2 separate regions of the Mus musculus genome follow, and region 2 is linked to region 1. A link is a contact called in ENCODE Hi-C or POLR2A ChIA-PET data. All regions are on one chromosome and are shown on one strand. The core of a region is the stretch at or near the end of the contact, and the rest is flanking DNA. Distances in the headings are between cores, read along the strand shown. Region 1 holds the start of Aspscr1 (alveolar soft part sarcoma chromosome region, candidate 1 (human)). Region 2 holds the start of Cenpx (centromere protein X).

Region 1 (4,396 bases), core at 938-3,437:
ACTTCCACACATATTATACACACACACACACACACACACACACACACACACACACATATATATATATATATATATGTTTTTTTGTTTTTGTTTTTTTGAGATCGGGTTTCTCTGTGTAGCCCTGGCTGTCCTGGAACTCTGAAATCTGCCTGTCTCTGCCTCCCAAGTACTGGGATTAAAGGCATGCACCACCACTGTCTGGCCACATATAAAATATTAAAAAAGAAAACCTAAAAAAAGAAAAAAGAAGGGCTGGTGAGATGGCTCAGCAGGTAAGAGCACCCGACTGCTCTTCCAAAGGTCCTTAGTTCAAATCCATGTCCCAGCAACCACATGGTGGCTCACAACCATCCGTAACAAGATCTGACTCCCTCTTCTGGTGTGTCTGAAGACAGCTGCAGTGTACTTACATATAATAAATAAATAAATCTAAAAAAAAAGAAAAAAAGAAGAAAACCCCAGAATTCACATTAATTTAATATATATGATTTTTTTTTAAAGAGAGATGTTTCTTTTTCTCTTTTTTATTTATTTTTTATTTTTTTTATTTTTTGGTTTTTGACACAGGGTTTCTCTGTGTAGCCCTGGCTGTCCTGGAACTCACTCTGTAGACCAGGCTGGCCTCAAACTCAGAAATCTGCCTGCCTCTGCCGCTGGAGTGCTGGGATTAAAGTCGTGGGCCACCACTGCCCAGAACCACTACCAAGAGATAGCACCACCCACAATGGGCTGAGCCCTCCCACATCAATCACTAATTAAGAAAAATGCCCCACAGCCAGATCTTGTGGAGTTATTTTCTCATTTGAGGTTTCCTTCTTTCCGATGACTCTAGCTTGTGTCAAGTTGACATAAAACTAGCCCGGACAACTGTCAAGGAAATAAATAAAAAAAACTCATTCATCAATTGGTGTTAAAACTGTTGCATAATAAATGTGGGAAGAAAAAAAAAAAAACATGGCATTGTAGTCTTAAAGAATTAGCCTATAGCTGACTAATTTACTACCCAAGGAAAGAGGGACCTTGATTATGGAGGATTCCGACTTTAACTTGAGCCTGACCATGGTCAAATTTCACATGCTCACTTTCAGAACAATCTGTATCTCTTGATGGCTGTCCATTTTTCTCACTGCACCTCTCTAAATGTTCTGCCAGAGGATTCTAACAGTGGGACAGTTGAAAGAAAACAGACTTGAGGGTTTGTGAGGTTTTGTTTTAAATGCTAGTGTGTAAAAAAGAAAGGAAGAAAACCAAAGGGGACCCGGGAAGGTGGGCAGCACAGTGAGGGTCTAAGGTTGCATAGAACACGCAAACTCTTCCCATTCTTTTCCCCATGTTTGTCAATACACACGTGTGACACAGATGCTGTATACCAGCTTCTCCAGTCAGATTTGGAGATTTTTACAACAATCCCAAGGACCATAGGCAAAGCATTCTCCTTGAAGTCATGGTGACAAGCTAAGAGAGGGCCTGAAGTCAACAAGATGGCTCAGCAAGTAAAAGTGCCACCAAGCCTGGTAACCTCAAATGAATCCCTCAGTCCCACAAGGTGGAAGGAGGGAACAGGCAAGTTCGCTGACAATGCACACAGGTACCATAGCATGCCTGTACCTGCTCTTCCACAGACACACAATAAAAAAAAAACACATAAAATATAACTTTATTATTATTGTTGTTGTTATTTTTTCAAGACAGGGTTTCTCTGGGTAGCCGTGGTTGTCCTGGAAGACTGTTGCTCTGTAGACCAGGCTGGTCTTGAACTCAGGGATCTGTTTTTGCCTCCAACATACTGGGATTAAAGGCTTGCATTACCACATCAGTCTCAATAAAATATTTTTCTAAAAGGTTGTCGCCATGTGACGATGATGATCACAGGAACACTTGAGAAGGGAGGCAGGATCAGTACTTAACGGAGTAGGTACAAAGGCTAACTCTGGTGTGCGCATACCCAGTACTTGGTGACAGACAGGTAGCTGTGGGCCCCAGGCTGGCCCCAGGCAGCATAGCTTTCTTGCAGGCAGCCCCCAGAGCTTGGAGGTTCCCAGGAACACGTGCCTCCGGATGAAGAAACAATGTCCCTGACAGAACTGTGCTCCTTCCAGGGAGGTGCCTTTGGTCCGCGCCGTCGGGACGCCATCAGGCTGCCTAATAGCAAAGCAGAGCCAGAGCGCCGGGGGCGGGCCCGGAAGCGAGTTGGCCCCGCCCCCGAGACCGCGTGGCTGTGCGTCCGGGCTGTTGCGGATAAAGTTGTTTGAGGCGAGCCGGCTGCGGTCACGTGAGCGGAAGATGGCGGCCCCGGCGGGCGGCGGGGGCTCCGCGGTGTCGGTGCTGGCCCCAAACGGGCGGCGCCACACGGTGAAGGTGACGCCGAGCACCGTGCTGCTGCAGGTGCGGCCGCCGGCCCGGGTGGGGAACGGGCGGATGGGTGGACCCGCGGGCCGCCCGGGGTCGCCGCATCAGGGCCCGCCCCTGCGGTTGCTCCTAGGGCGGTAGGGCGGGACCGGGTCCCGGTGGGCGGGGCCTGAGGCAGCCAATGAGCGCCTTTCGCGCGGCTGTCCGCCCCATCCTCTAGATCTGGGTCCCGGGGGCGGGGCGGGATACTTGGAGGCGCGTTTGCTGAGCACGGTGGGGTGGACCCCACTAACAGGGTCGAGCCTTGCGAGCCCCAGAATCTTCGGCGCTTGTCCGAATCCAGCCTTCTCGGTCACCGGGAAGAGTGGCGTTCCTTCCTGCTCAGCTCAGGGGCGTCCCTCCGGACCCTAGGGCCTGTGTTCCCGGAAGTGAATTTTGCTAAGTCACTCACGGCTTTTGATTGTTGCTGTTTGTGACCTCGTATGAATTACACCTGCTTATTAAACCTCTGTTGTTAGGTTACAAAGGCGTACACGATTCATATCTGTGGCAGGGCCATACAGAGTGACCTCCATTTGGAGCTGCGCTCATGTAGAGGAGGGTTCTGGTCATGCAGCAGTTGCACAAAGACTGCCGGGCCACAGAGTGGCCGTGGACACAAAGTTCAGTAAGGCAGATTATTATTTGTGGCTAGAGGCCTCGCAGAGCCTAGAACATGGGACCAGGGGTGGACAGGCTAGGCCATAGTTGGAGGATTAAGTCAATAATGGGTCCCCAGTAGGAGGGGAGAGAGTAGACAGGATTTGCATGTAGTTTGCTTGGAGCTGGTGAGTGAGATGTTTGGTGGGCTGGCCAGTGCGCCTACTATCAGTTGAGGTAGGTTTTACCGATCATTTGTCCCACAGGTACTAGAAGACACATGCCGGCGGCAAGACTTCAACCCCAGTGAATACGACCTGAAGTGAGTTTGCTTGGACTCAGCTGTGGGCTTCTCAGTCTACCTGGTCCTTTTCTCAACACATACTATCTCTGCCTTAGAAGCGCCCCCATAGGTACTTTAATACAACAGAAGTTTATCCTTGCCCAGTTCTGAAGGCAAAGTCCAAAGTGCCCAGAGTATGGTTGTGCCACCCCCCCCCCCCAACCGCCCCCAGATTCTCTGTGTAGCCCTGACTGTCCTGGACTTCACTTTGTAGACCAGGCTGGTCTCAAACTCACAGAGAGCCTTCTGCCTCTGCCTCCACAATGCTGGGATCAAAGACCCCACCCCCACCCCTGTGGCTATACTCTAGAATATTCTAGGGAAGAGGACTCATCTCTTTCAGCTTCTGGCTGTCCTGGTATTTCTTGGCTTGTGACTGCATCAGTACAACTTCTGCCTTGATCTTCAAACGGCCCGAAGACACAAGTCACTGGGTTTAGGGTCCTCTGGTTAGTCCAGGGTGACCTTATTTAATTTACTCTCTTAACCTACATTCATAAATACTTGTGACAAATAAGGTCATTTTCACAGGTTTTAGGGGCAAGAACAGTGATGTATCTTTTGGGGAGCACTGTCTAAACCCACAAATGCAGGGTTTTGGCTGTCTGTGTAAATTCCTGGTAGGACAAAGGAATGGCTAGAAAGCTGTAAAGGGATTGTTCGCCTCCCAGCTGCTGTAGTCCTCCCATGTCTGGGTCTCTGGGTCAGGGTGTTAGTACAAAGAGAGCAGTCCTCCACCAGGTCCTCGGGTCTGAGGCCATAGGAGGGATGCAGGTTTCTGTCTTAAGTAGAGCTTTTATTCTTGGAGACATGTTTTCACAACATTGTCCTAACACAAGAAGCCCACTCTCTTGGCCTTTCCCATGCTGTCGTGTGGGCTTTCTAGGAAGAAGTTTCTTGGAAAAGATACCTATATCAGGCCATTCCAGTCTCCGGCTCCCGTTCTGGTCTTCTAAGAATCCCAGAACATGTGCTCTTGAGTGGCCAAGCCATCTAACAATATCCTGCCACAAAGCTTTGTGCCAGCTCTGTTCTGTTAACCTGCCCATGGTCCACGTAATGGTG
Region 2 (4,396 bases), core at 1,415-3,914, 41 kb after region 1:
TGCAAGGCTGCTGGGGGCGGGAGGAGGGCTGTGTCTGGAGGCAGGCTGGTTCACCTTTCCCTGCACCTGTCTTGCAAGGACTCTTGGAGGTAACAGCTGCTGGGATCTTCCCATCCTCCTGAAGCTGGAGAGCTCAGGAGTTGATGCTGGTGTGGATTCACTAGACCTTGCAGGCCACAGGAGGGAACTCTAGAAGTCCAGGAGCTATGGAGGAGAAACGGGCTCAAAGTGACCACACAGGCACCATTCTGGAGAGCTGCAGACTGCCCCACCTGCATCCCACATACCAGCTGAGGGAGCACTTTCTCCAGCTGATCCACTTCCACAACATCCAGGTCTTCTGCCTGGGCCTGCCAGACCCCACGGACAGCAGCCTCTGGTGGAATGTCATGAAGTGAGCTGGGGAAAGCGGGGCAGCTCTAACCCTGCCCTTGTTAGGTCCCCTGCACCCATTGTCAGCCCTCAGAGGGGGCCTAGGTGGCTCTTGAGTGTTTCAGGGACAGGACTTAGGCTTGATTGTAGCTGAGAAAAACCTTAGTTTACTGACAAACCAAACAAGAAATTGTCATCTTTCTGGTGTTGTGGGAACCCTTGGCTCACCTAGTACGAAGATCCTCAGGAACTCCGCCATGAGCTGCAGTGCATCCCCGCTGACTGGAGGGAAGGGGGAGGGTGGTGGTGTCATAGGACAGCCTCCCTCCCTGTGCCCCACATATTCCCCACCCCACTGGTGCCCCAAACCTTTGGTCTTGCAATCCCTGAAGTGCAAATGGAGTAGTCTGCTCACCAGTTCCTAGAAGGAGGGCAGAGTCAGTGCCATTCCTCACAAGGCTGTCTGTCATTGTCACCCCCCTCCGCCCCCTCCCAAGTATCAGTTCTGAATGGAGCATGGTTGTGACTTCCCAGCTGGAAACTGCTATCCTGGGGCCATTTCCTATGTTGAGAGGATGAAGCCAGCTATGCTTGGAGGGGAGGATGTAGTGGGGGTCCCCAGTGATGTCACCTCCAATTCTGGGAGCTGAGGGGCAGTGCTGCACCTTTACTGCAGGGAGCTAATGTGCCAGCAGATTGGGGAGGGGGCGGTGGCGGGCAGCCTTGAGGAATGCTGGCCCCTTTGGCAGTCCTGGCTTGGATCTACTGCCACACACACACAGGACACCCAGCATGTTAAGCCGGGCTGTGGCTGGAGGGCTGGGTGGACGTATAACCAAGAACCCTTGAGCTTTCTTTGGCAAGAAGTCGGAAGTTGGTTCTAGTTGTGAGTGGAGAGACAGCACTAGTTTGGGGAAGACCCTTGTAGACTAGGTCTGGAGAAACCTAGCTGTAATGATGAGTACCAGGTGGTGGCGGCAGATTGGCCAGGCATCTGGAATGGCTTGAGAACTGAAAGGTTGGTGGTAGTTTGTGAGGTGGAGATGAGAGGGAGAATCCAGAGGCCTAGGAATCCCGTGAGAGCACCAAAGGTGAGCCATGAGGAGCCCCCGAGCATCTGTGCAGTGTGTGAAGCCGAGACCACTCAAGTTTGCCTAGTCCAGAACAGAATGGGGAACGACCAGGGAAAGGCAAAAGGTAGGCAGCGACAGGCACCCACGACCCTCGAAGTGGATGGCCTACAAAGAAAGGTGAGTTTGGATTCACGAGCGTCAGCCACAGAGAAGCCTTGATACCCACTCGCTGCAGAGGGGCACGGGTGGAAATGGACACAGGCACAGGTGAACTTGTTAGTTGGGCCAGGAGGGTCCATGAACGACTACGTGAGAGCAGCGCCACCTGCTGGTCCCCCCCCCCCCGTCCCCGCTCGCTACCAGAGGGCCCCAGTCCCACGAACCCCAACAGCAGACTGACAGACAGCACCTGGGCAGAAGCCCATGTCAGAGCCAGGGCTGGACTACAGCTACGCAGGCTGTTTCATGGAAGTGTGGATGTGACTGCTGGAGGGTAGGATTAGGGTAAACCCGTGGCACCTCAAACTCCTGTTCCTGGCCAGAAGGCCACAGCCTGAAATGTAAGCCCCTCCCTTCCTGTCACTCTTTCCTGAGACAGCCCACTCCCCATAGTTCAGTGAACTATCACAACTCCGGTCACGGTCAAAGCCCCCAAAACTCTACTCAAGTACTGAACGGAGTGCGGAGGCCAGGCTGAACTCTGCACAGGGCGCGCGCTGGCCTGATGCCAAGAGCCGACCCCTCAGGTGGCACCACTCATCGTAGAATGGAGCGCCTCTGCTTAAGTTTCCCGCACGTGGGCGAGTCCTCCCAAACCTGTCACTGAGAGATGGCCTCGGCCCGAGCAGTGGAGGCTCGCATCAGTGTGCCTCGCGCACTCCCATCGGCCGAGTTGGAAAAAGGCCCTGTGGTCCCTCCCGAGAAGACCCCTTGTAGCCAGCCTGGATGTGCCACTGGTCGTCCAGCTTGTTAATCTACAGACCCGCTCAGTCCAGCCGCAGAGCGCGCGGGCTGCTCCCACCCTGCTGCCAGGCCCCCACCAAAGACACGGTAACACATCGATAAGGCTGACTTCGAGCATGCACGACTGTCTCGCGGGGATCCGCAACGCCCGAGTGTGCCTGCCACTATTCCAGAGGCCTCACCTTCCGGAAGCCACTGTTTCCCTCCATGGCCACAGTCTCGATGTGCACTCTCCGGAACCCTCCCACATCCCAACCAATGAACGTGGAACGCGACCCTGAGGTCCCGCCTCCAATCCCAGCAGCCAATCATCCAAGCGTTCCCCAAGCCGGGACTTGAGTTCCAGCTCAAGCCCGCCTTTCACTTTCATTGGTCTACCAATAGCCATGCCTTCCGCAATGCCTCCTGGGAGATGTAGTTCCTATCCTTCCCGGCGCACCACACTCTTCCTGGATACTGAGGCGCGAGGAACCGCGTCCTGCCACACCAGCGACCCGAGGCTACGTCGCGAGGGCGGGCTGGGGGCCACAGGGCCAGACTAGGGTATGTGCAACGCGTATACTTGCTCTTCTAGGCCAGTGTTCTGCTGCGCTCCAACTCTATCTCCAAACCCCTTCCTCGAGCCATTCCAACCTCCTTTCTATTCCACATTTCTAGGCCTCCCCTTATATAGGGCCAGCTCAGCTCATCTCCGCGTACACGCCCTAGGGAAAGGGGCTCCCAGCCTTCGGCCTAGCAAGCTAATGTGTATCCTGTCTCCAGGGGCATGCTTGCGAGGCTCCGTCAGCATTCGGGGACATGGAGGAGTTCCGGCGCTCCTACAACCGCCTCTGCGAGGAGAGTGGGGCTGAGCCCCAGGAGGCTGTTCTGCAGCAACTGCACCAGCTTCCGAAGGGCGGACTGGACCTGACTACTCAGAGCCTGACGGTGGAGACCTGCAGGGCCCTCGGCAAGCTGCTGCATAAGGAGACGCTGTTGAAGGAGCTTGTCCTCAGCGACTGCATGCTGAGTGAAGAAGGTGAAGCCAGTGGCCTCCGCACCTGAAACGTCAGAGTTGGGTTCAATCAAACACTTTTCCTCGGGGCTAGCCTCAGAGCGGGTGTCTGTGAGCAGGAAAGTCTTTGCGTGTCCAGGCCTCTCTGCTCTCTCCTCTCTTCCTGCACCTTTTCCAAAACCTGGGAACAGAGGTCAGTGTCACTGTAATAGAGAAGCCTTAATGTTCCCAGCTTTCACGGTTCCCCATGCCGGCTTGAGAAAGATAAGGTCTGGCAAGCTCAAAAACTGTTTCTGACGTGGCCTTACGGCAAGCCAGAACAGTGGTACCACTGTCTGAGTAGCAGCTCTGATGTCACTGAGTAGCAGCGCCAGCTCCAGTGACAGCCCTCTCTTCCAACTATCTTTACACAGGGTCCACACTGCTGTTCCAAGGGCTGTGTGCCAACACCAGTGTGCAGCATCTGGATCTAAAGGTGAGCGGGCTTGGGATGCTGCTAAAGTCAGGAAAACTAGGATCTGGCCACCACAACGTTGCCTAGAGCTATCTCCTAGCCTCTCCCACCACCTGGAGTCTCTGTGGTTCAAATGTGGTATCCAGAGCCAGGGTAACAAGAACTGACTGGCCAGGGTGTTCCTTTTGTAGGGCAACAACCTCCGAGCTACAGGAGCTGAGGCTCTGGGAAAGCTCCTTCGACAGAACAAGTCTATTCAGAGGTAGGTAGGCCTCGCCTGCACCTCACGTTTTCCTCCCTGTGTGGCCTAGGGTCCTGTAACCAGCTCACTTCCCACTACCTACCAAGGTTCTGCCCCCATGAGTAGTGAATAACCTGGTTAATCCTGGCCTTCCACATGCCCTGGGCTCCATGGGAGGAGTGTTCTGCTGAGCCAAAAACACGTGTCCACCCTTCCTGTAGCCTCACGCTGGAGTGGAACAACCTTGGCACGTGGGAAGATGCCTTTGCCACCTTCTGTGGGGGTCTGGCAGCCAATAG

Evidence for each region. Hi-C counts contacts between places; a loop is a spot of excess contacts on that map. ChIA-PET counts read pairs that join two places held with the same protein, here RNA polymerase II (POLR2A).
Region 2: a map of gastrocnemius shows a loop between it and region 1 (6-fold over the local background). The contact joins the promoter of Cenpx here to the promoter of Aspscr1 in region 1. A Hi-C loop is called at or near these places in 5 of 37 maps with a recorded cell type or tissue (gastrocnemius, left cerebral cortex and v-Abl transformed pro-B cells). POLR2A ChIA-PET finds 5 or more read pairs at or near these places in 3 of 5 experiments (Patski and embryonic stem cell).

Annotation. Positions count from the first base shown.
Region 1 is chr11:120,670,786-120,675,181 of GRCm38, forward strand. It overlaps Aspscr1 (alveolar soft part sarcoma chromosome region, candidate 1 (human)), which reads left to right and starts at 2,188. Exons shown (of 16, transcript NM_026877.2): 1 at 2,188-2,385; 2 at 3,255-3,310. The coding sequence starts at 2,284.
Region 2 is chr11:120,711,103-120,715,498 of GRCm38, forward strand. Cenpx (centromere protein X) reads right to left here and starts at 2,665. Exons shown (of 5, transcript NM_016665.2): 1 at 2,591-2,665; 2 at 742-793; 3 at 601-654; 4 at 288-376; 5 at 1-204. The coding sequence starts at 2,617. The coding sequence ends at 190. Lrrc45 (leucine rich repeat containing 45) reads left to right here and starts at 2,851. Exons shown (of 18, transcript NM_153545.2): 1 at 2,851-2,951; 2 at 3,171-3,426; 3 at 3,816-3,877; 4 at 4,048-4,118; 5 at 4,319-4,396. The coding sequence starts at 3,207.